Regions from separate parts of the Mus musculus genome. Here region 2 is linked to region 1. The links are chromatin loops, found by intact Hi-C in ENCODE. Cell type or tissue: heart. All regions are shown on one strand. Each heading gives the region's core, and the rest is flanking DNA. Links, peaks and the distances in the headings are about the cores only.

Region 1 (15,794 bases), core at 3,257-11,256:
TGATTTAGAATAGTCTCAAATTTTGAGACTACCCTGAAAAAAAAAAAGGCTCAGAAATTTAAAAATAGTAGATACTTTACAAACACGATCTAGAACTGCCATGGAATGTTAACTGTATTGCAATTAAATGCTAAAATAATACATAAGAGAAGTTAAAATCACAGATGTAATTAATAATTTAAACATTAAATATAATAAAGAACAACAAGGTCAAAACAAGTTTTAATAGACAAACTGTCAAGAATGATTAAGAAACAATACAATAGAATGAATGAAAACAAGGATATGATTATAAACAGGTTTAAAGCAGAGTATAAGGTGCTGAGAGATGCTTAGTCGTCAGGAGCACTTACTGCTCTTGCAAACAACCTGGGTTTAGTTCCAGCACCCACATCAGACACCTCACAAATGCCTGTAACTCCAGTTCCAAGACTTCCGATGCCCTCTTCTGTGGGTACTTGCATGCACACTGTGCACATGCATACACATAAAATTTACAAAATCAATAAACCGCTAAAAAACAGAATATAGGTAACTATATAGCCATTTTAGTCAATGAATCTTGGTTACCCCAGAATATAACTCCTATAATGTGGGTTATACAGGTATTATATGAATAGTAACTAAATCTGATAATCAAGTACCTTTTTTGTTAGGTGTATGAGTGTTTTGCCTGCATATATGTGCCCATGGAGGCTAGAAGAGTGTATCAGATCTCCTTGGAACTAGAGCTATGGATAGTTGTGAGTCACCATGTGCTAGGAATCAAACTCGGGTCCTCAGAAGAACACCCAGTACTCTTAATGTGGAGCTCTCTCTCCAACCCAATCACACACTGTTTTGAAGAGAACTTGAATCTTCCCCACATCCCACTCTCCACTCCATCTCCAATGAACTGAGAGTCTGATGCTGATCAAGAACAAAAGAGTAAGGCTTAGGAGCTAGCCCAGTAAGAGCACTTCACTTGTCTAGTATATGGAAGGCCACAGTTCAATTCCCAACACTGAAAAAAAATGGGAACAAACTGGCACTCAGGGACATTCAGTTAAGTCACACGTCAAGTTGATCAATTTCTGGCTAGGGAAATAAAAGAACTATAGCAGGCAGAGGCACTGCTTCTGATAACTACTGTAGGTCTTTCCTCCCTTTATGTAAAGGGAGACTGAGGCTGCTTTCCTCTGTGAAAGCCAGTACCAGGACGTGGGAACATAGTTACGGGGCAGGCAATGGGAGCTTGGTCTACTTCCAGGCCTTAAAGTGAGAAAGAACATCAAAGGGTGGCTTAAGTCCATTCTGCATTAAATTTTAGGAGGAAAAAAGTATTCTCTGATCATGTTTCCACGTGTCTTTTTGGCACTGATACATTAATCACAGCGGAGGTAGTTAGAGCAAAGGTGAATAGGTAAAGGGAAAAGACCACCAGGATTTGGCTGATTTCTACAAAGCTGAATGGGCAAGAGGAGCAAGGCATGTGTGGGTCTACACTCAAACAAATTAACACAGACACACACACACACACACACACTACTAGGAGTTAAGATTTCTTGTTGCAAATGTCGGCATAAAATCTATTGCTAAATCACTGAGCTGTTATTTTAATAGGTTTGAGTGTGCTGTGGACTTAATATTCGTGTCTCCCCCCCATTTTTAATGCTACTAGAGATTGAACCCTGGGCCTCGTGTATGCTAGGTAAGTACTCCACCACTGAGCTGTATCTCCAACCAGTCTCCCCAAATTTCTCCTTTGAAGCTCTAGCCTTCAATATGGTGATATTTGGAGGTGAAGCCTTTGGGAAGTAATGAGAGGCCTTCATAACGGGATTACTGGCCTTGTAAGATGTGGGAAAGAGTGCTGGCGCCGGTGAATACAGAGAGGAAAAGTCTTGAAAGGATACAGCAAAAAGACAGCTATCTAAAGCCAAGAAGACAGGCCCACTAGACAGAGATGCTAGAATGTGCTAGCATCTTGATCTTCTGAGTCTTGGGCTCTAGAACTCTGAAACCTAAACTTGCTGTGTAAGCCATCCAGAATGTGGCATTTTGTTACGGCGGCCTGGCCTAGCTGGCTTCAACTAAGAAGCCCTTCATCTCTATCTTTACCAGCACTTTTTGTGGGGTTGAGGGACTTGACTGGGCTTACTTTCTAGTAAATCTTATGAAGTCACCAATCCTGTGGGATTAGAACTCTACACTTATGAACATTATGTAAGCTTTTTTCTTTCTTTAGTGGCTCTAACTTCAAATATAATCATGGAGGATTTAGGCCTTCAAAAAATTTTGACTAATACTCATAACAGCTTCTAATACTGCGGGATTCAGTGTAATCTATCTTCTTAGTTTTTCCTAGACATTCCATTTTTACTGGCTTATGAGGATAAATTAATCCTGTAGCTAAAGATTCTATAATTCGCTTTACAGTATAAAATTACTTGGATTGTCAATCACTATTCAAGGGAGAAATATAGGATATATGTTACTATATTTTCTCAGAAATTCCTAAAAGTTCTTCAAGTCAAAACTTAATAACTAATTTCTAGCTTAGAATAATTTTGTAAACGTTACTAGTTCTTAAAATGTCTAAAATTACAAGCATAGATAGGTTATAGTCTAAAGTATTTTAACATATGAGCCTTGATGAAATGTACATAGTTTATATCTCTATGTATTACCTATAGCCCACACTGGCCTCAAACTTGCTGCATTAGCAGGAGTTGGATCAACAGTACTATTTAAGTATTATTTCCCTAACAGAAAACAGCAGTGAACATCTTAATTCTTTACTAGGCAGCAAGCAAATTTTCATTAAATTTAATTTCTGGAGTTAACTTCAGTAATGATATCCTGAGATATACTAATGGAATCTATTCACATTAATGGAAATCCAGTTTGTAAAAATAAAAAGTATTTTTAAAGAGTAGCTTGTAGCAGATATGCTTACTTAAGCTTTAAGGTATACATTAAATGTTTTCTCTAAAGACATCTAATAAAATATATCTAATGAAGGGTTAGAGAGATGGCTCAGCCAGTAAGAGCACATAGTGTTCTTGCAGAGAACCTGAGTTCTCAGCACTCATGTCAGATGGCTCATAACTGTATGAGACTCCAGCTCCACAGGATCTGATACCTGTTTCTGCTCTCTATAGGCATTGCTCTCATGTGTACAAACTCATACCAGATTTTCACATACATACACACATAACTGTAAAATAAAAAACTTAAATATATTTGTAATAAAATATCAAAATTAGAAATCGTTATTTGGGAGAAAAGATCAATTAGACTCAATAAAATCAGAGGTCCTTGGATCCTGAAGTTCAGAATACACATGGAGAGTGCTTGGCCTTCAGCCCTAGTTGAGCTCCCAACTGCATGCCTGTATCAACCTGACAGTCACCTTTGGGGTTAAGCCACCCTGAAGGCGATCCTGGAACCCCTACTCAAGTTGCCACAGTTGATACCATATAGAGTCAACCCTGCTTAACTGTACACAAAGGGCAGAGTCCTAAACAAAAGCAGTATTTGCCAGTGTTTTAAGGTATTAAGTTTTAGGATGGTTTAGTTCATGTCAAACGGCAACTAAATTATCTCACATACTTAGATGATGATGAAAATAGCATCGAGCTTCCTATCTACTACAGATACTTCTTTTTAGCAGGTCACCTATCTAACCTCTGAAGGTTCCACACAGACATCAGTTTCCCATAAAGTCATCCTTTCTATTGATGAACAATTCTTGGAATTAAATTCTCCTATAAGTTGTGCTTGAAGTGTCTCTGGAGATGACAATTACTATCTAATGTCTCTTCTTCAGGGCAAGTCTTTGCCTCGCTAAATTGTGCAGAACTCTTTAGGACTAGCCAACTTTATAACTAAGAAGCTTGATATGCACAAATTGGCTGGTTTACCCAAAGTTGAACAACAGACAGTTGAATTTCTGATCTGAGACTTTGGCTTTAATAAGCACTATTTCGAATAATCATGAGACAAATGTAGCAGATACAAGTGTGTTCTTCATACTCAAATCACAATTTTCATACCTAAGCCATCATTTGGGAAACTAATTCTTTTTTTTTCTTTTTAAGGAGTCAAGATCTCAGTCTCACAATGACCATACTCACACAGGGCAGCCTGAAACTCAGGAGGCTGGCCCTGTACTCAGAAGCACCAAGCCTCCAAAGTTGCTAGCACTATAGGCTTGCACCACTTTGCCCAGCCAGAGAAACTATTCTTCTTTCCGTTATTGAGGAATATTAGCATGAATAAGTGGAACTGAAAACTCCCTTTGTGTGCCACTCATCTTCACCCCATTTTGCCTCAGTATTTCCCGTTTTCACTCCAAAGGGCAAGGAAGATCTCGGAGGGCAAGAATAATAAGTTTGGCTCTTCCTTGGTGTTTGAATACATATACATTGAATAATTTGCTTAACTATTAAAATACAGCATATAAATAATAAGAAAAGGCATTTCTTTCTAAATGATTTAAACAGAGATCTTAGAATCCAAACTATTTCTCATTTCAGGGTAGTTTTTTTTTTTTCTTTTTCAAAGTCAGCAGCAATGGAAAATGAATTCCTTCCACTGTTGACTGTAATATGTAAGTTGCCATGACACCACTTAGTCCTCAAACATTCTTTCTAATTGAGACAATTTCTCCTTGCTTCAGTCCCTTAAGGCTGACCCAATTACCCAACACAAAACCCAAAACCCATGGGGTACCCATCAACTCTGATTATACAACCTAAGGAAACTTTAAACACCACTTTTCCAATGGTAAGGAGATTACAGTCAACTCATTAAAAAAAAACAAAAAACAAAATCTCTTACAGGTTGACTAATTGCTTGCTCTAACTTTAAACAGCACAGACCTAGACTCCATGATATTATGAAAACCTGAGACAAACCATTTCTGTTGCTACAGATACAATGTATCTCAGTTATTTCGGTAAGCTGTGTATTTACACTCAATTCCTTGTAATGAAAAACACACACACACACACAAAAGTTTCAAGAGATAGCAAGACCAGGGTCAGTAAAAGTACCATTGGAGGGCTAGGGGTATAGATCAGTGGTAGAATGCCTGCCTAACATTCTGTGTTCTATTCCCAGCACCACAAAAAAGGTTTTAACTTTTATTATATCTATATAATATATATAATAATAATATATTATGGCATCTTATGTATACTATGTATTATATAGAATATAATTATATATCTAGCTATTTTATATATATATAGGCTTATTGTACATTTCCAATAACAGCTCTTACATCTCTACAACTATAGTACCTAGCAATGCTCTCAAAAAGGGTTCCTTTATTATTATTACACATACATATCTATGTATGTTTAAGTATGCATAAATACAACCTACTGAGTCTGTTTTTGCTGTTTGTATGAATCTGGTTTCAAGGCTGACCTCTTTATTGAATAAAAACATTTTAAAACTATAAATGAAAAAAATTTAATGTTCCTATTTACACCAGAAAGTTTAATGCAGCACACATGGTGGGAGAGGCGACACTTAGATATTAGTATCCACTAAGCTATTTTTCAGTACTTTAACTTAGATAAAGAGCACAAGAAAAAGAGATCACAAAACACATTCATATGAAAGATCCCAACTATCAGGGTGTGGTAGCCCAGCCCATAATCTCAGTACTCAGTATGCTCAGGCAGGTAGATTGCCTGAAATCCAAGGCCAGCCTAAGCTACATACCGTTTAACAGGCTAGCCAGAAGTACATATCAAAACATTGTCTCTAGCATAAGTTGGTGATGCATGCTTACAATTCAAGCAATCAAGAGATGGAGGCAGGGGAATCAGATAGATACTCAGGGCTATGCAGAGTTACATGAGACCTTGTCTCAAAATATAACAAAAAAGATCCTGTTGCAAAAATAACATAATAGCAAGACCAGAAGACCCCAATTAATCAGAACTTTGTAAGTAGAAGTTAGCAGAAAGACAATTATTATGGAACAGTGAACCACAGCCAACCAAGACTACTGAAAAGAAAAGCACACTTTTACTTTTAGCCTGACACTTCTAAACAAAATAAGACAAACAAAAACTCTCTCTGCAGCAGGAAGTTCAAGTTTAAAGAGCATTGTTTAGCTAGGGATGCCACTCAGTGGTAGAATGCTTGCCTAGCATGGCTCAATACCCAGCGCTGGGGAGAAAAAATTTAAACAGCATTATTAGAAATCCCAAGGCTGTTGAAAATGAATACTTCAAAATCCTCCTACCAAATGATTTTGATGGGTACAATCTTCATATAAGACAGAAAATACAACACTTTCCTACATGACAAAATACTGCTATATAAGAGGAACAAAAGGCCACATGGCCTAAGAAAGGTTTCAGAGTCAAAGGCAAAAAGCTGAGCCTGAGAATTCAGCTTCCATTTGTTAAAAGCCAACATTTTGAAAATGTCATTTATATGAATGCCTAAATTCTGCTGGGGATTTGAAATGATGCAGGATGATTTGTCATACCAAACAAGGATGCAGGATGACTGGTTATAACAAAACAAGACTTTAGTACTTCTGGTCAAAGTTGTTGCATTAAGCAATAGTTAACTGTTCATGACACCCATTTAAAAGAACAAGCGTTCTTATTTTGTTTGAGAAACTATAATAATTGATGTCTATTAAGTGTTTTACAAAGCAACTACACTAAGAAGAAAAGAAGAACTTTGTAGAAAGAGGAACCATTGTGAAATGTATGCCTAAGTAAGTGTGTTTTGTGCAAGATTAGGAGACTTTTTCAAACCTTTTGAGATATATATATATATATATATATATATATATATATATATATATATATATATATATATATATATATATATATATATATATATATACACACACACATATGTATATATGTGTGTGTGTATGTGTGTGTGTACATATATATATATATGGCATTTTCGTTCATATAAAGCTGCAATAATAAACTACTTCCTGGTTTGTGTTGGGTACTTTCACCTTACACAATACACTCCAAGACTGCCTCAATTTTCATTATTCTTTTCTGATAAATGGAAGACGAGAATAAAGGTAGACATGAAACAGTCCATTTAATAACTGAGTAACACCAAGAGGCACCAAAAGCGATTTTCAGAGGAGAGCAGACAAAAGAGTAACAGCTTGGGAATACAAACCGCAGAAAAGATGAGAACCAGTCTTGCGTGTGTAATTCGACCACTGGACCAAACCCCTTTGGCCAACGCTGGTGAAATGAGCTGATTGGAGATTCAGCACCTTCCTGGCTCTTTCCCTCCCTGGAGTCCTTTCTAGAATCCGGAGTCGGGGTGCAGAGCCTACAGAGAGGCCCTGGGAGTCTAGTTAGGCTGACCACTAACTCTATGCCTCCTTTGGGCCCTTCACATCCCGCCCCCAAAGTCGTGCGACTTCAGCTGCCTGTGCGCGCCAGTGAAAGCCAGTTGTGGGCCACCCGCCAAACTGCCCGCTTTCATCTGCTGCAAAGGGCAGCCGAGGAGGGCCCAAAGCAAGGGATCCCCAAAACATCACCTTCTCCCGCTGGTCCCAGCTGTACAGCTTGGGCTGCTCCTCCTCTCCCTCAGCCTTTTCACTCTTCCTCCTCTTAGTGAAGCAGCAGCCCATGGTGCGGCCTAAGGGTCTTGGTAGTGGACCCCACTCGCTCAGACACCTTTCAGAGGGTGGCGGGAAGCCAGGGTGACTCGGCCAACAGCTCCCCGGACACCGCCCAGGGGAGCAGCCCCGCCGCCAGGAACCCTCAGCACTCCCGCCAGGCCCAACACCCTTCTCCGCCCAACCCCCTAGGTCTCCGTGACGACCTATGGCAACCAATAAGCGGGCAGCAGCCTCTGAGCCAATCAATGCCTCGCAAGCTGCTCTGCTCCTATGAGCTCAGGCCAAAGTATTCATTCACCAATCCTACGTCAGCGGGGGGCTGGCCAGCTCAGGTGCTCTCACCGAGGGCCCCGTCCCCAGGTCGGTCCTACTCCACCCCCAGCTTCTCCCCTCTAGTGAACTAGGCTGGGCTAGCTGGCTGCTGTTTGATTGGGCTGAGTACCTTTTCCTGACCCGGTGCTCAAATTTCGAAAGTTTCCAAAATTTAAGCTCTGGAGGGGATGCCATACAGAGTAGTGGACTTGTTTTATGACAAAAATTGCTAGGGAAAAAAATCTTGCTGATTTTGTAAAACAAATTTGTGTCCTTCACTCCTCCCTTTCAGTACCTTTCTAGGGAACCCACAAGCTTCTGGTCGAACTGTTCATGTCTGGTGTCTGTAGAGGTCAGGAGAGGGCTCAAATCTCCTGGTTACTAATAGTTGTAAGCCATCAAGCAAGTGCTAGGGAGCGAACCTGGATCCTCTGCAAGAGGAGCAAATGATCTTAAACACTGAGCCATCTCTCCAATCCTTTGAGGGATGTCTAAAAGCTTCCACTTATCTCTCCAAAATTGGACAAGTATTTAGGATAAAAACCTAGTATTGTCTCCTTACTAGAACAGTGAATCTGGGAGCAAAAGGATATTACAAAAAGGCATGTACCTTTGAATCTCTCAGCTTATGCATCCAATGACAGAAGCACATATAACCTTTTTCCAATCTCTTCCAAAAGACAGTAGTCCAACTATAGAGGGTAAGAGAGGCATGTTGACTCACCACAAAGGAGCTTTAGGAACTCAAGCAGTGCAAAGTCTAATAGAGGATATAAACCCTATCATATAAACAACCTGATCTGTTCAAAGCAAATGGTACAAAGTTCGCGTGAAAACATAAAAATATACACAATCATTAACATTTGTTGTATTTGGGTGGACTTTGAGTACAATGCCCATGTATTGCTTTCATAATAAGTTGATTTCTCTGAGATACAGTATTAAAACATCATGATAAGACATCAAATGCAGACTAGCACTTTCAAATTTGTTTATCTTTTTACTTGACCATACCTATCACATTTAATGTAGATTCTAAAAGAGCCTCTGACTCAATTTGGGCATTAAGATTGTTCCTCCTTTCACTTCCTGCCCTTTTTGTACAACCAGGAAGAAGGGTACAGTGCTTAAGAATTATAAATGACCTGAAAGTTAAGCTCCAGGTCTTGGACAATAAAAGCTGTGCATTACTGCCTTTTTCTTCAGTCAGATCAAAGTTCTATGTGAGGATAGTTTTGTATTAGAGCCCTGCTGCTAATTTATATTCATAGAATAGCAAAAGTTTGATCACTGCAGAGTGCAGAATAAGAAGCTGAAATCCAGGGATGAATCTGTGGTCACAATGAATGGAATTGAGCAAGAACTAGAAAAATTCAGATCCTCTGTCCCTCATGGATCATGTTCTTCATAAAGACACAACTCAATAAAACTAATTTTAGAGAAAGAATTTCTAAAACTCATTGCTTTGAGCACACCCTTTTAAAATTATTTGTTTATTTTATGTATGTGTGTACACTGTCACTCTCTTCAGACACAGCAGAAAAGGGCATCAGAGCCCATTACAGATGGTTGTGAACCACCATGTGGTTGCTGGGAATTGAGCTCAGGACCTCTGGGAGAGCAGCCAGTGCTCTTAACTGCTGATCCATCTCTCCAGCCCTAACTCATTGCTTTGAAACACATGCTCTTGAGAAACTCAAATCTGAAACAAAATCTAGATCAACCTGTAATTAGTTTTTAGAGATCCTCAAATAAAACTGAAGGCACTTGGTTAACTCTCATCTCACTGTCAGTCTAATCCCAAATCAAATTAAATCAAAATTAAATTGAAATCATACAAATTATAGCTGGGTGTGGCAATATATTCTCAGCATTTGAGAGTTAGAAGCAGAATGGAGTTCAAGACTGGCCTGGGCTACTTGAGACACTGTCTCTTCTTTCCATATAGCCCCCACCAACCCAAGAACAACCAGGATTAAAAAGCTAATACACAAAGATTAGTGATCTGTTTTGCTCTCTTGCTCTTTTTTCTTCTTCTTCAGAGGTGCTAGGGATTAAACTAAAGCCTTGCACATGTTATACCTACTAGGCAGGTGCTATACCACCAACATAAATCGTGAATACCTCCCTGTGCCTTTACAAAGTACTTTAAATTTTGAGAAAGGGTCTGGCTAAGTTGCCCATTAACCCAGACAGGCATTAAACTGAGTCCCCTGTTTTTGCCTCTCAAGTAGCTGGGATTAAAAGTCACCAGGCCTATGTCTCTCTGTCTTTATCTGTCTCTCTGTCTGACTCTGTCTCTGTCTCTGTCTCTGCCTTCTCCATGTCTCTCTTTAGTTCCTTCCACCATAAATTCCCATGACTTTTTTTGGCAAGCCAGCTCTGTCCTTACTAATCAGCATATACATTGCTGCCAACTGCCATTCTATCTCGAGTCCTGACTCTTCTGTCCCAGTGTGCAGAATGTACAATGAGCCCCTTATACATTAACTCAGACTCTGAAGGGAGATAATCAGACAATTTTTTTTGCCAGTTAATCGTCTGTAGACAGATGTGCACATATGTTCTAATTGCTGCAATGGCAGGAATGAGTTCCATATTATAAAAGTAGGTGGTGAACAAGTCCTACAAAAGTATGTGCTAGACACAAGCATAAGTTCAATTACTTCTGCCTAGGTAGACACTTCCCACCTGTCTTAGTTAGGATTTTACTGTTGTGAACAGACACTATGACCAAGGCAACTCTTATAAGGACAACATTTATTTGGGGGCTGGATTACAGGTTCAGAGGTTTAGTTCATTATCATCAAGGTGGGAGCATGGCAGGCATAGTGTAGGTAGAGTTGAGAATTCGACATCATCAACTGAAGGCTACTAGTGAAAGACTCACTTCCAGGCAGCTAGAATGAGGGTCTTAAAACCCACACCCACAGTGACACACCTACTCCAACAGGGCCACACCCTCTAATAGTGCCACTCCCTGGGCCAAGCATATACAAACCATCACATTTCACTCCATGGTCCCCATAGCCTTATTCAAACATATGAGTCTATGGGGGCCATACCTAAACATAGCATAATGCAAAACACATTTAGCCCAACTTCCAAAGTCTCCATAGTCTATAGTAGTATCAATAATGTTAAAAGTCCAAAGTTCAAAGTCTCTTCTAAGATTCATCGAATCACTTAACATTCCCAAAGCAAAACAGGAAACCAGCTGGGCAAACTCTAAACTCTGTATCGCCATGTCTGACATCAAAGCAGTCTTCAGATCTTCAACTCCATTTTCATCTTTGTTGACTGGAACAATTTTTTTTTCTCCTGAGCTGGTTCCACTCCCTGTTATCAGCTTTCCTCAGCAGATAGCCCAATGCTCCGGCATCTTGAACATCTTGGGGTCTCTAAGGCAACTTCAATGTTACAGCTTCTTGTTTCAATGTCTGGAATCCACACATGATCTTCTGGGCTCCTCCAAAGGGCTGCTGTCACTTCTTCAGCTCTGCCCTCTGTAGCACTCTAAGCTCAGGTTGGTCCGCTCCACTGCTGATGCTGTTTTGGTGGTCATCCCATGGTACTGTCATCTCCAATACACTGGGGTCTTCCTCTGCAAATAGGCTTCACCAATAGCCTCTCAAAGGCTCTCTTCATGGTGCCAAGCCTCAAATCCTTTGCATGACCCCTTCAGTCCTGGGATGTCAACTGAGGCTTCACCTTCACCAACGGCCTTCCATGGCCTCTCACAGTGCCAAGCTTCAGCTGTTCTTCATGATGCCTTCATGCCTTCAAAACCAGTACCAAATGGGTAACTCTTACACATTACCAAGTACAGCTGCTGCAGGAGGTATAACCTTGGCTATCTTTGGAGCACAGCTTCTTTGTGCTCTCAGAAAACACTTCCCAAAAGATTTCACCTCAGTGATGTTGGTCTCTTCTTAATCACCACTAATTTCTTAGCTCCAGCTAACCAGCATCACTTGTTCCAGTAATCCCTTCTATTCTGGACTCTAAAGCCAGAGTCACGTGACCAAAGCTGCCAAGTTCTGCTGCTTGCTGGGGCTGGAACATGGTCGTCTTGTTCTATTACACTATCACCAGCTTTCCACCAGTTTTCCAATTCCTTCACTGCCTAAGCTTGACTGTCCTGGAACTTGGAATTCAGAGATCTGCATGTCTATCTCCTAAGTACTGTGTGGTCCACCAAGCCTGGATTTAAGTTTTCCTTCATGTAGAACATTCTCTAGGCTGGCCTTCAACTCAGAGATCTTCTTGTTTTTGCACCCAAGGATTAAAAGCTTGTACTACCATGTCTGGACCTAAACTTTTAGCTGGGTGATATCCTGCCCCAATGTCACTACTCCCTTAATTCACTTTAATATCCTTGAACACAGGATTTAGCTCCTGGTGGCCCTTTAATATCATACATTTTAATATTTTTCCTTTTTAACTTTGCTATGCTTGTTTAAAATGTTCTTCATGAGACTTAATCAGATAACAAAGTCTATGATGAGTGTTTCTGAGACTTCCTTTGTCGATGTAATTAATCTGAGTCTCTTCACCTTAGCCTCAGGCAGATGCCTCAGACAAGGGCAAAAAGCAGCTACATTCTTCACCAAAACACCACAGAAACAGTCTTTATGCCACATTCTGCAATTCTTCTCCTCTGAAACCTCTTGGGTCAGGTCTGCACAATTCAAATTACACTCAGTCTTTCATATTCCTACTAGGATAGCCCATTAAGCCCCATTTAAAGTTTTCCACTGCTTTCCAAACTCAAAGTCCCAAAATCCACGTTCTTCCAAACAAAGGCATGGTCAGGCCTATCATAGCAATACCCTAGTCCTTGGTACCAACTTCTGTCTTAGTTAGGGTTTTACTACTGTGAACAGACACCATGACCAAGGCAACCCTTATAAGGACAGCATTTAGTTGGGGGTGGGGGAGAATAGCTTACAGGTTCAGAGGTTCAGTCCATTATCACCAAAGCAGGAAGCATAGCAGCATTCAGGCAGTCATAGTGCAAGAGGATCTGAGAGTTCTACATCTTCATCTGAGGGCTGCTAGTGGAAGACTCACTTCCAGGCTGCTAGGATGAGGGTCTTAAAGCCCACAGCCACAGTGACACACCTACTTCAACAGGGTCACACCTCCTAATAGTGCCACTCCCTGGGCCAAGTATATACAAACTATCACACCACCATTTACACTCCTGTTTTGTTTTTTTTATTCCCTCCCAATACCACCTTCTCAACCCCCTCCTGTTATTTCTTTCTGTGGAAAGCTTCCTTTTGTGTTTAGTTTTATACACATTGTCTGTCTTAGAATGTCGAGTTGAGGCTTTATGTCTGACCACAAGTTTGAGAGATAGTTCTGGTTCTCCTATGTCTTGACCATAGACACATAGTTACTTCTCAGAAGACAGGCTTGAAGCCACATATATTTACAGCATAAATACATCAATACCACTAGCAATGTTAGCTAGAAAATTCCCCATGTTGACCAGACATGCCTTTGTTCACTCTGCACTCTCCTGAGGGGATACACAGAGGAAAAAGGAGGAGCAGCAGTTCAGTTATCTATTGGTGCACAGTGAACCAGCTGAAACATAATGACTTTAAAATGCTAAATTTACTCATGAATCTGCATTTGGGCAGGAATTGACAGCTGCAACTCAACTTTGAGCCACAGTACATCTATAGCATAAGCTTGGCTAGCTCTACTAGAAGGCTGATCAGGAATTCCTCTATATGAAATCTCAGGAATTCTCTTCAGCATACAGTTAATTGGACTCCATATGTGGTACTCAGGCTCCAACAGTGAGTGTTCCAAAGACCAAAACAAATGCCATAAGGCCACGAATAGCATTACCTCAGAAGCCACAGGTCATTTCCACTGCATTCTATTGGCCATCTAAAGCTCACTGTGACTCACAGACTAAACAAGAGCAGTAAGTACTGTAAAGTATAGATCTTTTAGGTGTCACCTCAGAGTTAATACAAAATATTGAAGAAGTGGATTAGAGCATTTCAGAACAAAACTTGCACATGTTTTCTTTTCATACTTTCTCAAACAGTTGTTTTGGATCCTCTTTTACTTCCAATTATTTTTAAAAGCATTTCTCTCCTCTTGGTTGTGCTGGGGTAAGATTAGTTATTTCCTCTGTTTTCATGGATGTAGTTAATCTTAGGTTGAAGTGAAAGACCCACAACGTGAGGACTCCCCCACGTTCTGACTCAGGAGAGGCGACACCCCAAATCACTCACAAGAGACAGTCTTGCTGTAAACTGCAAGAGGACTTTTATTCAAGAGCGGTATTGGGGCTACTGTCATACACCACGCAGGGGTAGAGGACCGTGGCACCCCGAGTAGCTAGGTAAGGGAGTATTTAAAGGAAGAAACCACAGCTCAAGGAAGTAGGGAGGGCGTTGTTGGAAAATACCAAAGATACCAGTTAAGAGTCCCAAGGAAGTGCAAAGTCACAGGTGTCACAAGGAATACCTGGTAATTGTTCGGGTTATCTCTCAAGACAGTTAAATAGCACATTTGCATAGCAGGTTCCGGCAATGGTCAGGGTGACTTTCTTTGAATGAACACTCTTTGAACCCAGGAAGCGGGTGGGTGGAGGAATGTCGCTAGCTGTTTTATGATTAGCATACCTTGGTGCATTAAGTCACAGAGGTCACATTCCCAAGCCTGGGTCTAAAGGCCTAGAATTTTGTTTTTACGTTATACTTTCATAAGTCTTCTTTCTAGAACCTATAGGGCTTGCCGGGCCTTTAATCCCAGCACTTGGGAGGCAGAGGCAGGTAGATTTCTGAGTTCGAGGCCAGCCTGGTCTACAAAGTGAGTTCCAGGACAGCCAGGGCTACACAGAGAAGCTCTGTCTCGAAAAAAAAACAAAAAACAAAAACAAAAACAAAACAAAAAAAGTGAAAGTTTTACAGGGTATAGGACATTTGCAGTCTCTTAGCATCTGGAATATCCAGGTCCTTCTGGATTCTATAGTCTCCATTGAGAAGTGTAATTCTAACAGGTCTGCTTTCATATGCTATTTGGTCTTATTTCTTGCAGCTTTTAATATTCTTTCTTTGTCCTGAATGTTTAGTGTTTTGATTATTATGTGAAGAAGGGACTTTCTTTTCTGGTCCAATCTATCTGGTGTTCTGTATGCTTCTTGTATCTTTATAGGCATCTTCTTCCAAAGAAGGAAAAATGTTTTCTATAATTTTGTTGAAAATATTTTCTGGGCCTTTGTGCTGGGATTCTTCTTCAATTCCTGTTCATCTTAGGTTTGGTCTTTTCATAACGTCCCAGATTTCCTGGATGTCAGGAAATTGGGTCAGACATTTTTTAGATTTAACAGTTTCTTTGATGAATGTATCTGTTTCTTTCTAGCGTGTCTTTAATGCCTAAGATTCTGTCTTTCATCTCTTGTATTCTGTTGGTGAAACTTGCCTGAGTACTTCCAGTTTGAATTCCTAGACTTTTCATTCCCAGAATTTCCCCTTAGTTTGTGTTTTTTATTTCTATTTCAAGTCTTGAACAGTTTTACTCATTTCCTTCAGCTGCTTGTGTTTTCTGGCTCTCTTTATGGTATTTATTCATTTCCTCTAATTATTTGAGAGGGTTTTTTTGAGTTTCTTTAAGGGATTTATTCATTTCCTTTTTAAGAACCTCTAGAATTGTCATTCAGTTAATTTTAAAGTCTTTTTCTTGTGCTTCAGCTAAGTTGGAATATTGAACGCTTGCTGTGGTAAGATATCTGGCTCCAGTGGCGACACACTGCCCTGGCTGTTGTTGATTGTGTTCTTACACTGGTGTCTATTCTTCTGCGTTGGGGGTGATTGTAGTTCTAGGTGCTGATTTC
Region 2 (15,794 bases), core at 3,368-11,367, 130 kb before region 1:
ACACTGTGAAGGCATAGAGCCTTCACAGGACCAAGGGCCTCTCCTCCCACTGATGACTGACTAGGCTATGTTCTGCTACATATGCAGCTAGAGCCATGAGTCCCACCATGTGTATATGTACTCTTTGGTTGGTGATTTAGTCCCTGGGAGCTCTGGGTATACTGGTTAGTTCATATTGTTGTTCCTCCTATGGGGCTGCAAACCCCTTCAGCTCCTTGGGTCCTTCATTGGGACTATAGCTCCTTCATTGGGGACTCTGTGCTCAGTCTAATGGTAGGCTTCGAGGATCCATCTCTGTATTTGTCAACCTGCTTTCTTAGCACCCAGGACCACTAGCCTGGGAGTAGTACTACCTATGGTGGCCTGAAATCTACATCAGTCATCAATCAAGAAAATGTACCACGGGCTTGTGTACAAGTCAATCTATTTGGGGGCATTTTCTCAACTGAGTCATCTCCAAAATGACTCTAGATCGTGTCAAGTTGATAATAAATATATATCAGGGAGATATTTTCCCCATTTAAACACTAAAATGTTATATAGTTAAGATAAATAAAATGAGCCAAAATAAAATTTTAAGAGCAAGGTAAGTATTCATATTTTTCAGATGACAAATCTGCAACCTGTTATGCTAAACAGAAGTGAACTAAATAAAACATCTAGAACCACTGCTCTAAGGTATGACGTTACAGAGACCCCTTTCTCTGAGGGTCTGCAGGCAAATCTGATCTCAAGCACTCTGCAGCTCATATGCAGTAAGTTACAGTCAGTTAGTCCTTCCTTCCCACATACAAGCAGTCACCTTATTATGCTTGGAATAGAAAGTGAACATAACATTATACCTTAGATATCTCAAAAATATTACCTGTACTACCACATGTACCATATATGCCTATAAGAATAATTTTTTAAAATTTATTTTTATTTTATGTGCACTGGTGTTTTGCCTGCATGGATACCTATGCAAAGGTGTGAGGGTCTCAGATCTTGGACTTTCAGACAGTTGTGAGCTGCCCTGTGTGTGCTGGGAACTGCACCCAGGTCTCTGGAAGAACAGTCTGTGCTCTTAACCTCCAAGGCATCTCTCCAGCCCCTCTAAGAATGATTTCTAAAACTAGTCACCAGACTTTTATCTATTCAAATGTACCTTTCCACACCCAAATGGTTTACAGAACCATCTATCTAATCATAGTGGATCTTAAATGTATTGACAGCTAGTGGATGAAACTGATCAGAACATGGGTTACATATTTTAGAGTTATAGCTTATTCCCTCTCAGAATGAAATTACTCAGCTTTAGAGTCTAGTTGATACATGAGCTCTGACACTAAAAGATGAACATTAAATACCATTATGAATATTATTTTGAGAAGGGGGTCTCACTATGTTATTCAGGCTGGCCTTGAACTTCTGAGGTGAAATGATTTTCTTCTGCCTCAATACCTTGAGAAGCTGGGACAAACATGTGTATCACTATTCCTGGTAACCAATATGAATGTTGAAAATAATAGGCTTAAAGGTTGGAGAGATAGCTTACTGGTTAAGAACATTTACTGCACTTTCAGAGGATACAAGTTCAATTCCCAGCACCCATGCTGGGTGGCTCACAATCACTTGTAACTCTAGCTCCAGGGGATCCAACACCCTCTTATGACCTCTAAGGCACCCACCTACATACACATAAGTAAAAATAAATCTTTGGGGAAAAAAAAAAAACAAGCTCAATGGTCCAGAGGCAACATCTGAAAAAGATTTCCACAAATGGTCTTTGGAGTGACAGTATCCTACACATGAGTAGGTAGCCTCTCAAGTGATTTCTGGGGTAACAGGACACTCTTACTGGGACCATGAGTCAGGTTGACTTGGTTTTAGCTTACTCCACCATTTCTCAGGGAACTTACCTGAATACAAGCCCCTGTCTTCAACTTGCACAGGTTGCAAACTAAGGCCCACCGGCTAGGTGGGATATGGGAGATTTTTGTGACAGGCTCCATTCTCTCAGGACAAGCGATACTGACCTACAAATAAAACATCATCATAAGGCAGAAGCACCAAGGCATGTCAAAAACACTTTCACAAACTATAAGTGATGTTATATGAAATTGAGAACATTAAAACAATGAGGCAAGCCATATCTTCCAAGGTTAGTACGGAACTAAGAATAAAAAAAGATGTTTCTTTCCACTGCTCAGTCCTTCAATCATTTCTAGTAATGTAAACAATTTATATCTACAATGAGAGTGTAGGAGTGTAGACTAGGTAGGCATAGTTACCTAAAAGAATCAAGATGTATCCATCTTTACTTAGAAGAAAGCTACTTAGGAAAGGAAATAAAGTTCAGAAATTCTAGAATCTGTTTTATGTTAGAGATGGTATCACATGCCTTGCTATTTCATTTAGTCAACTAACGATAAAGAAAGGCAGTGACAGATCTTTCTATTTGGTTTACAAAGCAGCATAATACTGTTGCAAAGTAACAGCAAATTTATGTAATGAAGGGACTGCAGCATGTAATTAGAAAGGATGAGGATGATACCACTTCTAAACCCCAAATCTTTAAGACTATGTAACTATTATCATCTTACCCTACTCTCTCAGCCAAAGTAGCTTCAAAGTGAAATTAAGTCTTTGGGAATGCTGAAAGGAAAAGGACACTTTAAAAAAGATGGAAAAACTTTCCATTTGGAAATAAAGGGTCATGTAACTACTGGTAAAAATGTGTGTTTTTTTTTAACAACTTTATACATGTACAAATGTTGTGCCTGTGTGTGCATGTCTGTGCACCACTTGCATGCAGTGTCTACAAAGGCCAGAAGAAGGCATTAGATTCTCTGAGACTAGAATAACAGATGGCTGTAAGTTACCATGTGGGTGCTAGGACCGGAAGCTAGGTCTTTTGAAAGAGTAGCCAGTGCTCTTAACCCCTAGACAATCTCTCCAATACCAGAAATAAACAGGTTTCAAAAAGCAGTAACTATCAAAGAAGGATGATCCATCTACTACAAGTTCTGTCCAGATCAGGAGAGATCTTTAATAATCTAAAATGTACTGAAAATCAAGAATTGAGAAGCCCTAAGAGAACGTTAATTAACGTTTTTTTAAAAGTTATTTTTGTTTTATTTATTTTTGAGATAGGGTCTATGTAGCCCAGGGTGGCCCTTAACTCATGATTTTCTTAGTCTAGCCTTCTGAGTGCCGAGATTATAGGTGATTTTATTTTTATGTATGTGGTAGTTGGGATCAAGCCTAGGCTTTGCACATGCTAAGCAAATAATGTCTCAGCTATGTTCCCTGATTTTTGTCTGTTTGAGACATGGTCCCACTATGACTTAAGCTAGCCTCGAGGTTGCTATGTAGCAAGGCTGGTTTTAGCTTTTGATTATCCTGCTTTTTCATCCAAGGATGAAGGATTACAGGCATACAATACCAAGCCTGGTTTCAACCTTTTTTAATTGTAGTTTTTTGATAGTGGAGAGATGCCTTGTTCATAATAGGCCAATACTCTACCACTTACTATACCCTACCCCAAACTACTGGTTTTTGTTTGTTTACTGAGTCTAGATATGCAGGCTGTCTTTGAGCTTACTACACATCTCCAAGATGGCTTCCAGATCTCAGTCCTCCTGCCTCAGCCTTCCAATTATAGGGATTAGAGGAATGTCCTACCATGCTCAGTTTAGAAGCCATGTTTAATTAAGTTAATGAACAATAGCCATTCAGGAAATATCTACAATTAAAGGATAGGTTTATAATAAAGAATAAATTTTGAATAAAGGCCTTAGGTAAGTGTTGAGTTTAAGCACTCAAAAGAGCTTTTTAAGTAAAGAACAACTAGCTAGGTGTGGTAGTCCTTAATACCAGAATTTGGGAGGCAGAGGCAGGTGGATTTTTGTGAGTTCTAGGGCAGCTAGTCAGTAAAAGAGGGAAACCTTGTCTTTAAAAAAAAATAGAGGAAAACTACCACAGTGGGCAAGAGTGATTGTTTACTTTACTTGTAACAGCCTAGAATAAGAGATCCAAAGCAGAATAAATAAATAGAATATCCATATAATTATGAATAACTAAGCAATGTAAATTAATGAACTACTGATACATACTACAACATGGAGTTCTAGCCAGGCAACAAAGAATACTTACTCTAAAAATATGAAGCGTAAAAACAGACAAAATTTATCCATAGTGATAGAAATTAAAATGGTTTACTTTCAGGAACTAGGGACCTTTCCAGGATGCTATTTATATATTTCTGTGGTATTTCATGTCTTATTTTGATTTGTGGCTACAGGTATTTTAAGTTAAGCTTTACTTTTAAAAATGTTTTTTTCCTCTTTTGCTTATCTTTTTCTTTTAAAAAGTAGTTTATTTTAAATATTTTTTAAATATTTATTTTAAAATTATACATATATGTGTGTGTGAGTATGTGCATGTGTGTGTATGGGTGCCTCTGGAGGTCAGAGGCCATCAATTTCCTGGGAGGCAGAGTTACAGGTAGTTATCTATGAGCTGCTTGACATGCAGGAAGCTAAACTTGGATCTTTTGTAAGAGCTCCTAATAGCTAAGCTACCTCTAGCCCCACACCCTGGACTTTTATGTCTCTTCTCTCATACAAATTTATCAAATACTACTGAAAATATCACTCACAAATACAGAAATCTGGGCTAACAGGCACAGTTGTATACAAGAAGACTGGAGGTAGCACAGAAATCTCAGAAATACAGTTGAGCAGAAAGCATTTCCATGATCAGTCTGAGTCTGTCTAAACATCATAGGAAGGAAGGTACCCTGGAGGAAATTGGCCCAGATTTGGATGGTTACTTACTTCTGGAATCCACAGGGCACAGCTGACATGAGCCCATTTAGTCCCTGTTCTGGTGGTCTTCATGGCTCCACCTTTCTTAGGACATAAAACACACTGTGGATAAATGCCCAGGACACAGGAGCGGCACAGCCAACTACCTTCTGGAATCTTGAGAATGCCATAGCAAGCCTGTAGGTAAGTATGAAAAAGAGATAAGCACACATAGCTGAACAAGTTCATATCTAGGATTTCATAATTTTTAAACACTAAAAACCAAGCTTGTAGCATCATCTGAACTAAGATTAGCATGCGTACCTATGAGAAATAACTTTAATGAAGATAGAAAAAGACTAAGTGGTAATTCATATCAAGATTAGTCCAACTACTAACTAAGAGTTGGACTACAGACTTTCCTGTATTCCAAACTGTCTTCATTGTTTATATAACAGGTCATCCAAGCAATAATGGAGTAATTTCAACATGTCATGTAGTATTGTGATAAAAAAGTGAAATAAGCCAATGTTTATAAAGAGTCTAATACTTGGTACATAAAAACATTCAGCAAATTATAGGAATTATTTGCTTGGGTTGAATAAAAAGACTTGTGAATTGAGTTACAATGAATTACAATTGAATTATAATCGAATTACAATGAGTTCTAGGAGCGTTTCAATTCTTTATTGAATTATATTGAAAAATAAATGATAACTCAGAGATGGGAGATTACTTAGGAATTATTCTAGACTGTCCCCATCTTTGATTTTGTCCATTTGACCCTCTTTATTGCTCTACTCTATTTCAGAAGAAACCTAGTTGCCTTTAGGTTCCTCACATAGTTAAATATACCCTACCTATACCATCAACTGATTAGACCTAGCAGTTTCAAAATTTTTGTGGGTTCTAAGAGATTCACATTTAGGTGAGATTCACTAAGAATTATAACCATCCATTGCTAACCTTTTTTCCTTTTTGATCTTCTAGACCAAATCCCTGGACTTTTACTTACTTACCTTCATCCACTGACACTTGGTGCCTGCACTTACTTCTTACATTGAGTCCCAGAGGCTGAACTGCTTTTCCATCCCCATCCTCACCACTATTACTCTATCCAACTCCTTGTCACACTATTCTAGGATGAATTTATTTCTACATTTGTTTATTCATTCTTCACAGCTTTCACCTTTCCTCTATTTAGTTGTCAGATTCTTCTCAGTAAAATTTTCTAGGAATTTTTCCTGTTCTTATCTCATTTATTCACCATCATCTAAACTAGGTGTTGGCTACTGCTTAAGACCTGTTTTATAAGGCTAACAAACTTAGAATGCTTTTTTCACATTTTAAAGAGTTCTAGATGGGGGGGAGGGGGAGGGGGGAGGAGACAACACACAATATAGATTATACACAGTTGGCAAAGTCTTAAGTATTTCTGACACTAAGTATTCAATATCTGTACAAAGAAGTAGACTATGGATATATACACAAAAAGGAATTGGAATGGTTTTAACTTTCACATAGTTTTAAAGAAAAAAAGTTGTATGATGTTAAAATCTAAAGTCTAGTGGTACAAACTTCTGCAGTGCGAATCTATAGTCGACACTGAAGAACAATGAACATGATATGGTGGAGTATAAAAGGTAAATTATATTTAAACAATCCAGATGCCAATATGCCACTATTCTTTTAGAGAGTAAACAAATATTTAAATTATTATTTAAGTGACTTTACAGTCAACAGAGGGAGCTCTAACCTAAGTAGTTATTTATGATCCAAATTACATCTACTTTATAAGAATCTCAGTATTTTATTCATGTTTCCTGGGAGCTTTTTTATGAGACAGATATGTTCATCCCAGATTGGTCCTTCAAACTCACAAACCTCCTGCCTCAAGTGTACTGCCACGCCCAGTTTGGAAGAAGGTCTTTTTATGAAATTTCATATTGTAACAAATTCCTAGCATTCATATATATCAGTTTATAGTCTGCAAGGCCCAGTCAAATGCTATTGCCAATGTGTGAGAGAGGTATCATTTATAGTGACCTGGTATATTTCTAAAACAAATGCCATAATTTGGGTGTGTGTGGGGGGGGGATTATTACGTTACAGTTACGTCAAGGAACCTGAATATAATTCTTTGATATTTTCCCCTAATTGTAAAAGACAAACATAGAAAATATATAAAGATGACCTCTGTCTTATTTCCTTCAAGCCTACCACAGATTCAATCATTATCTAAAACCTCTTTAGTAAGAAACATTACGAAGTTCAAAACTGTTCAGATCTTAGGAAAGTTATTATATAAGCCCAATGGGACCAGGGACAAAACCATATGTGTTAGTATTTCTATAAAAATATGAGTATTTGAATAAAATGGGTAAAGGCTATAAACAACCTCATATTAGCTAAGTTCTGGTATTGTTTCCAAATCAGTTCTGGTTCAGAATTTCAGATAAAAGGGAAATCATCAGAAAATTTTAATTTTGGAATTAATTATATGAGAGGACTTATGGGTGTGTATTATCTGATACTTTAAGTTCATAGTTAAGTCATAAAAGATTTTTGTTTCTATTGAAAATATATTACAATGCCAATAATTGGTACAATGAAGATAAAATTTCCAAATTTACCCTTTTAAAGATACAATAAATGAAGAAAAAGGCTAAATTGATAGGGTGGTTTGAAGGTAGCAGATGTGCAGCTTGGTCTTCATGTGGGTCCCTGAACAATTGCAGTGGGGGCTGTCTCTGACTCAAACTCTGTTGCCTGTCTGGTCCCTTTCCCCTAGCTGGATTGTCTTACACCAGTGGAAGAGGATGCAGTTAGTCCTGCTGAGTGAGACTTGATATGCCAGGGTGTATTGGTATGGTGGGGGGGGTTGCAGGGAGGTGACATGACAAGGGAAAATAGGTGTGGGAGGGTGGAACTGGGAGGAGAGAAGGGAGGGGGCTGTGACTAAATAAACTGAATAAAAACATAAATACAGTGAATAAATAAATGAATGAAAAAATAAAAGATTGAAGGATTAGAAGGTATGGCCTTGTTGGAGGAAGTAAGTCACTGGGGTGGGCTTTGAGGTTTCAAAAGTCCATGCTATGCCTAGAGAGAGAATGTGTGTGTCTTTCTCTCCCTCTCTCTCTTTCTCTCTGCCTACAGATCAGGATACTACTCTTTAGCTACTGCTCAAATGCTTGCCTGCATGCCACCATGCTCCCTGCCATGATGATAATAAGAATAAACCTCTGAAATTGCAAGCAATTAATGCTTTCTTTCATAATAGTTGCCTCTTCCCAACAATAGAACAATGATTAAGGTAATTGGTGACAAAAAAATTGAGTTCTTTCTACAATAGGAAGTTAAGGTTAAGGTTAGGTGGCCTGGAAAAGTCTTAAGTCTTGGTTGTTTTCTATCTCCTATGTTATGCAGGCTCATTATTCTATTAGTTTTGACCAGAATTATCTTTCTAGAACATAAATATCCTTTTAGAGTTGATGGAATAAATGAGAAGTTTTTAGTTTGTCAGAAGATTCTTCATATGTGGGCCTTTTTTCCTTTCCTATCCCTGGCTTCCTTGCTTTTCCTCCGCTCTTCAAATACTCATAGAGGCATGATTCTAACACATTTCACTCACTCCTGACTACTTGCCATTAACATAGTCTGAACCTTTCTGGATATACTGACATCAGTTTTCAGCCATTAAGATTCAGCGTTGAGTGTTACCTGCTGAAAGTTGTTTTTTACCTTTATCATTTCCATGTATTACCACAGCAGCATGGATTTATAATCTATAAAAGTTCCTGGACACTATGGTAAACTGACAGTTTCTTTTTAGTCATTACACCATGGTCTACCTGGGGGAGGGGCAGAAAGCGTATCTGCCTCTTAATTACTGTGTCACCATAATGCAGCACAGCTCTGGCTCATGGATGGTACTTAGTGTTATACAGTATTTGTTAAATAAATTAATAGTATCAATAAAATATATAACATATTCAGACAAATAAAAATTCAGTTAAGTATAAATCAAGAACGAACATGAACTACAGCTTGGAAGATGAAGTACATTTTGATAATGTGATGTAGAAGACAAGATTGTATATGGCTATGTTCACATGTACATGAGTGCTTGTACATGTGTGTGGAGGTCAGAAGTTAGTGCTAAATATCTTCTTCCTTAATTGTTCTCCATCTTGTTTATTGAACTAGGGTCTCTCAATGGACATGAAACTTGATTTAGCTAGGCTGGCTGGCCAGCACCAGGGAACTTCTTGTCTCTGCATCTGCAGACCTGGGCTCAGTTCTCTACATGTACTTTGGGAACTCAGGTTCTCATGCTTTGGCAGCAAATATTTCATCAACTGAACCATCTTTAGCTCTTAGAAGAGATTTTTAAATTCAGACATGGATATAAAATGGAGACAGGATAGTATTACCAATATTCATCACTATACATCAAGTGACCTTGTTTCACCAGAGCACAGAACATAGATATGGACAAGAGTTGAAATGAGTGCTGACATCACTAACACTATTATTATTAATATGTCATTATTAATCATTATTAGTATGTGTTAGAAAGGATGTGAAATAACTTGGGTAAAGTCACTTAACCTTTGCTTACATTGTCTGTAAAAATAAGGCATTAAGATAGTCCTTTAGAGTCCCAGACACCTGTGGTCTCTAAAGGTAGGGTTGACCTAGGTTTCTGGGAATAGTATATAGGGAAGGCCCTGGGTACTAAAATAAGAACTCTTTGCCTTCTATATATAGATTACAGATCATGGGTCAGTGATGATGTCCTAGAGATTCTAAGGTAGAGAATATCTTAAATGCAGAGGAGAGTCTCCTAGGCAAGAAGCATAGGGACTTCCTGAGTGAATCAAATGAGACAATCTCAATGGTCCGGACATAATGTGACACAATAAAGACCTAGGTTTAGCCTCTTGGGAATAGGTGAAGCAGCTTAGAGATCATAAGAAGTAGTGTTTCTAGAGAGAGTACTAAAAAAAGCAGAGCCTAATTTTTATTTTTCATCTTTAAATGTAAGACATTTACATATGGGTGTTAGAAATAAGTAATTAATGAAATTTTAAAAATCTGACTGTTGATCAGGTAAGGGCACGAGCCAAGCCTGACAATCTGAGTTTAATCCCCGAAGCCCAACACTAGAAGAACCAATGCCTAAATGTTATCCTCTGACTTTGACACTAGTGTTGACCTTGCATGAGGAGATGTTCTCCATTTGGACTAACCTGATGTACACAGACGTTACACTTATCACAGAATACCATATCATTCCCTTCTTCACTGTCTGGAGACCGGCACACATCACAGATCACATCTTCATCATATTCTATTCCTAGCCCTTCCACTGTTTCAATAGCATGGTTCATATTTTCATGGCAGTGGCGTTCCAGAACTTCTATTGTCTTTTCCATAAGAGTCTCATCAATTGGGCCATAACCTGCACAGAAAAATATAAAATTGAAAAAAAATAAATCTTTGTCCATCTCCTGATAAAAACCCTATTCTATTTTTATTCCTACTACTATAAGACTTTTATGAACAGCTGTAATTTTGAACACTTTAATTTGTAGCATATTAAATTTCTTAATTCTTTGAACACAAATAACATTATTAACAAATTAACTTCACTAAGAACACCCAATAATTATACCAGGAGTTTTTCATATGATAATATACTAATGGAAGAAAATTCTAGGTAAATATATATTTAGTAATATATATGTGAAATACTGTTTTTAAAACCCGATTTTTTAAAAAAAAATCTAATACCATTTTCAATAACAAGTATTACTAGAAACCTATTAGCATTCATAAAAATTTAAATGTAATTCTGAAATCACTCTTTTCTTTATTCCTTTTTCTTTTTATACTTTTTTTCCCTCACTTTCCATACTTAACCCAACTGAAAGATTCAAATGGTTGATGTTGGTAAAAACCCAGTTCTCCCAAGAGACCAGTGATTTTTGCATGTACATGCGCACATACATACATAGACATACACAAGTATAATTTTCAAAATTAGTCATCATAAATACTTTCAAATCTGTATAAATTACCTTTTTAATCTACTTATGACGCAAAACATTTTATCAGGCTTATTTTTCAGTCAAAGCATCATACATACATACATTCATATATGCATATACTTAGCTACACACACATACATATATGTATATATTATACACAGAGGGATATATAGGGACAAAGAGTTAGTGTCTAGGCTGGGTAGGTACCCAAAGAACTCTGTATCTTGTACATAGATATTTGTAATCCATGTTTTTTATAATTGCTGCTCTATTGACAATAGCAAGGAAATGGAATCTGCCTAAACAAATGCACAACTGATTAATGAATTATAACAATATAGTACATATAAACAACTTTATCAAGCCATAAATAAAAATGAAATTTGTAAAAAAAAATGGCCTTAGAGAGCGGTGTGGGAAAGGTAAAAGAATGTATATGATTTGCAAACAGAAGGGGGAATACTCAGAATGAAAGGGTTTAAGCACGGATGGGAGGTGGGGAGATGAGGGACTGGGGACAGGGTCAACCAAAATTAAGTATGTATGAAAATGTAATAAACTAGCTACCTTGTAAGCTAATTTTATAAAGCAGAGTTATGGTGTCTACTTATGAGAATTTGGATTCAAATTCCAACTTTATCTCCTATTAGCTATGTAAGCTTTGTTATCTTAATGTTCTTATATATAAAATAAGAATACCGAATTATTACCTTGTGAGAATGGGTTATTTTGTTCATTGTTTAGTATGGTACCCATTATGTAGTCAGCATACACATTTAAAATTCTTTTATTTGAGCAAAAATGCTTAATTTAATATTTTTAAAAGTTTATTTTAAGCTCTAAACTGTGTGACTACAATACCATTAATTCTAAGGAAAAACTCGACACAAGGCAAACCTCCTAAAAATCTCTTCTAAGGGGTCTAGAGATATGGTTCAGTGGTGTAGAGCAGTTGTTCTTCCAGAGGACTCACAATGATTCACAACTCCAGTTCTAAGGGATGTGATGCCTTCTGGCCTTTGCAGACATCAGGTATGTATGGAGTACACACATAATGGCTGGCTTTACATGTTATCTTGACACAAGCTAGAGTCATTGAAGAAAGGAAGCAACCCAGTAAGCAGAATTTCTCCATGGTCTTTGCCTCAGCTCCTGCCTCTAGGTTACTTGACTTGTTTGTCCTGTCTTCCTTCAGTGATGAACAGCGATGTGGAAGTGTAAGCCAAATAAACTCTTTCCTCCCCAACTTGCTTTTGGTCATGGTGTTTCATCACAGAAATAGAAAACATATCTAAGTCAGAGGCAAAACTCTCATATACATAAAATAAAATGAATACATCTAAAAAAAACCTTAAAAACTACAGTTTAAAGAAACAAATACTTTTTTGATTATTTTTGAGATCATAATATATTCACAATACTTGCTTCCCCTTTCTCCCTCCAAATCTTCTCATATACCCTTTCATGTTCTTCAAATTCATGATCTCTTTCGTTTCACTAATTATTGCTCCATGCGTATGTGTACACACACACACACACGAGTGCATGCCTAAATATCACTTACTCAGTCTGTATAATGAAACTTGTATGCATGTTTTCAGGGCTAATCATTTGTTATTGGATAACTAGTCACGGTACTCTTCCCTGGGGATGTCTATTTCTCTTGCTCTCAGCATTCCCTAGTTGCCTGTATTTCTTTGTATAGGGTTGAATATGGCACAATCACCTAAGTGTACAGTAGTGGTATGCATGTCATGGAGGTAACCAATAGCTCTCTATTTACAAGAGGGAAACTATAAACGGTACTGGAAATTTAGCTAGTGCAAGCAAAAAGTCATGGATATTGAAGGAGAACCTACAACCACTATTTTACTAAACTAGCACAATCTCTAATTATATTCTAAACATTTGTCCTTCTACCCACAAGTAAGTGCAGACTCCACCCTTCATCAAGAGAACTTATCTTTTAAACAGAGACCACTACAGAAAACTATAAGCAATCAAAATGCAGAGTTGTGGAGCTCAGCTTCAATGGCTATATATCTACAAAACACACCCCAGAGGGAACATAATAATGGTAGGAACCAGAAGACCAGGAAGTTTGCTATGAGGCTGTGTCTCCTAGTGATGTCAGAAGCTACACCTATAAAATCTCACCAATATGACTGCCTAAAGATGAACTGAAAAAGGATGACACAAACAGATATGCTAAAGTAGATAGGGAAAAAAGCCCATGAGGCTTCACCCCTACACACACAAAACAGCTCTTCTAAGATTAAATGAAATGTGGTGTCCTGGATGGGATCCTATACCAGAAAAAGATCAGTAGAGAGAAAATGGAAAGTCCAATAAAGTCTGCAACATCAGTTAACAGTGATGGTACCTGTGCTGGTTTCTTCATCATGGTAAATATACCACGGCAAAGAAATATGTCAATATTAGGGAAACAATATATCTGAGGTAAATATTTGCATTTTCTGTGCTGAATGTCCATTTTTTTCTGTAAATCAAACTGTTCCATTAAAAAAAAAGTAAAATGCTCATCCAAAGAGTATTAATTGTAAAGCATTAAACTTATAGGGCAGTTTTTTAATCAAAGGAAGCATTGTGATGATTGTGTTATCTATGAATTCTATATGCATGCAAAACCACACACTGAGGCACTTTCATTAGGTTGTCATACTCTGACTTTGCCCCTCTTTTCTTGCCTTCTCTGTGATTTACACTCTTAATTGGCCACCTGAAACTCTTCTTAGAGGGTAAATAAAAAACAGAACATACTAAGGGTTTTTTTGTTTTTTGTTTTGTTTTGTTTTGTTTCTGAGACAGGGTTTTTCTGTGTAGCCCTGGCTGTCCTGGAACTCACTCTGTAGACCAGGCTGGCCTCGAACACAAAAATCCGCCTGCCTCTGCCTCCCAAGTGCTGGGATTGAAGGCGTGCGCCACCACACCTGGCACACACTAAGTTTTTAAGAGCCAAAACTAAGATTATGTTTTTGGCAGAATAACTGTCATTACCATGCCAAAGAAGATTTAATATAATTTTAACTTTTTTTATATGTATTCATATACTAGCTTCAACATAAAAAACTTAAAACTGAGTTTAAAACTAAGAAGAACTGCTTTGGAGATATTTTTCCGTTTAATTCTGGGCAACAAAACTAGAAGCCTTCTATTAAAGGATGATCAGAGTAACTTATCCCTTGTAGTAGGTGCTGTTAAATGCTGTAGATAGACCTTTTCTCCAACATCTGGAAGATACACCTCAACCTGTGGCCCTGCTCATTAAAGAGAATGCTTTTCAGGACTAATTGAAGAACAGGTTTCAGCATTCTTTTCACCAGAAGTTTAGTCAACCATCACCCCATAACATTTAACAATATGAAACAACTTCATGAAATTTATGTGCCATCCATATCTGTACTATTACATTGAACTAAGGAAAGGTCATTTAAATTTTATTATTCTATTTTAACATAGATTAAAATTGATATAGATAAAACACTACTATACTTTATGCGCTTGAATAAATGCCTCATTTGATCAAAAATAGTGAGTGAAAGGGTGGATAAGAAAGGAAAGCAAGACAAAAGCAAGTTTTGCAGTGCTTTAACAACTTAAAAAAATCCACTGGTGAAGTCAAAGCACAACTTACTTATAAAGAAAATAGCTTACCCATTTCTCCAAGGTCTTCATTGAGTTCCTGAAGCCAAAAGATATCCATGTCATCTAGGTCATAGCGGCATGTAGATGCTGCTTGCTCCAGGGTATTGATATAGCCAGGTTCTGCAGACTCTGGGCTGGAGCAACGGATATATTTCCGGGGCCGGACAAAAAGCATCTCCTTTACTTTTTCAGATATAATCCTAGAAAAGCAAACATTGGCAACAATCAACAAAATGACAGATTTCAGGTGCTGACAGGATACACCAAACGACTTTGGTCATTCTGGGGAGCATGCTCTGCTTTGTACTTTGGGAGATATGGCAGATCCCTTTCTGCAAATTCAGTTTCATCATCTTCTGTGAACTTATTGAATGATAATGATATGCTTCATTTACCTCCACATATCTGAGACCCTACTACCATTTATTCTAAGAAGTGTAAATGTATTGTGTGTTCTTGGTCCAACAGTCACCAAGTATATTTAGAAGGAAAAAAATCTGGTAATAAGTATTATCTTCACAAAGGTAGCATTAATATGCCTCAGGAAAACCCATGATTTTCTTCCATAGATAGTAGTGCAAAGTACAGGTTTTAGATATATACAAGCATAATTTTGGGGCCTTTTTTGCCATTAATTTGTCAAGTGGTCTTGAAAAATTACTTAATTTAGATAAGGTTCTGTTTTGTTGCAAAAAAAGTAGACAACAATAATAAATTAATAAAATAATACCAAACTGGTAAGATTATTATGCTTATATGAAATAAAGTATTTAGTATGATATATGATAAAATCAGGTTTTGGTAACATTAGTGATTGCTATATTCTTATTATTTTCATTATGCAATTGAGTTAAAACAAAAAGATCATAGACTTTCACAAAACCCAAGGCATTCCTAACACATATGAGAGCAGCCACAGGTCTGAGCCAGGGCAACATGATGGAATGAAAGATTCCTACTGTTGCATCAACTTTTGCAGTGAGCTTGAGAAAATCTATAGCGCTCTTGATATTCAAGAACCCAAGTCAAGAAAACCAATCAAAGGAAAAAATGAAACAAAATTCATGTCCACAACTTATTCTACAATTGATGGTTTAACAGATGAGGCATCAAAAAAAATACAACTAGGAGGAAATCTGGATTATTATTTCCTGGCAATTTTAAAGAATAGAGTTATTTAGAGGTGGTGGTGGGGAGGCTGACTCATGTTATCATAAAATAATGAAAACCATTCCTCTGGAAGGATTTGAGAGTTAATTTTAGAGTCATCATATATGTAGAA

The links. Peaks named below come from ENCODE experiments on the same cell type or tissue, not always from the same donor. Only the 100,000 strongest peaks of a DNase experiment are listed, where the experiment ranks them.
Region 2: it touches region 1 in a loop (3-fold over the local background); 4 of 42 quality-filtered maps call a loop at or near these places.

The regions. Positions count from the first base shown.
Region 1 is chrX:20,356,569-20,372,362 of GRCm38, reverse strand. It overlaps Rp2 (retinitis pigmentosa 2 homolog), which reads right to left and starts at 7,882. Exons shown (of 5, transcript NM_133669.5): 1 at 7,535-7,882. The coding sequence starts at 7,627. In heart, for the core only: a CTCF peak has its summit at 6,136; a DNase peak (open chromatin) is centred at 7,842; H3K4me3 peaks cover 1,473 bases; H3K27ac peaks cover 1,266 bases.
Region 2 is chrX:20,488,620-20,504,413 of GRCm38, reverse strand. Jade3 (jade family PHD finger 3) reads right to left here. Exons shown (of 13, transcript NM_199317.2): 7 at 14,522-14,712; 8 at 10,046-10,257; 9 at 4,821-4,988; 10 at 1,902-2,018. Among named protein-coding and RNA genes, the nearest start is that of Rgn, 53 kb to the left of the region's middle. In heart, for the core only: a CTCF peak has its summit at 6,533; no DNase peak of the experiment used is centred there.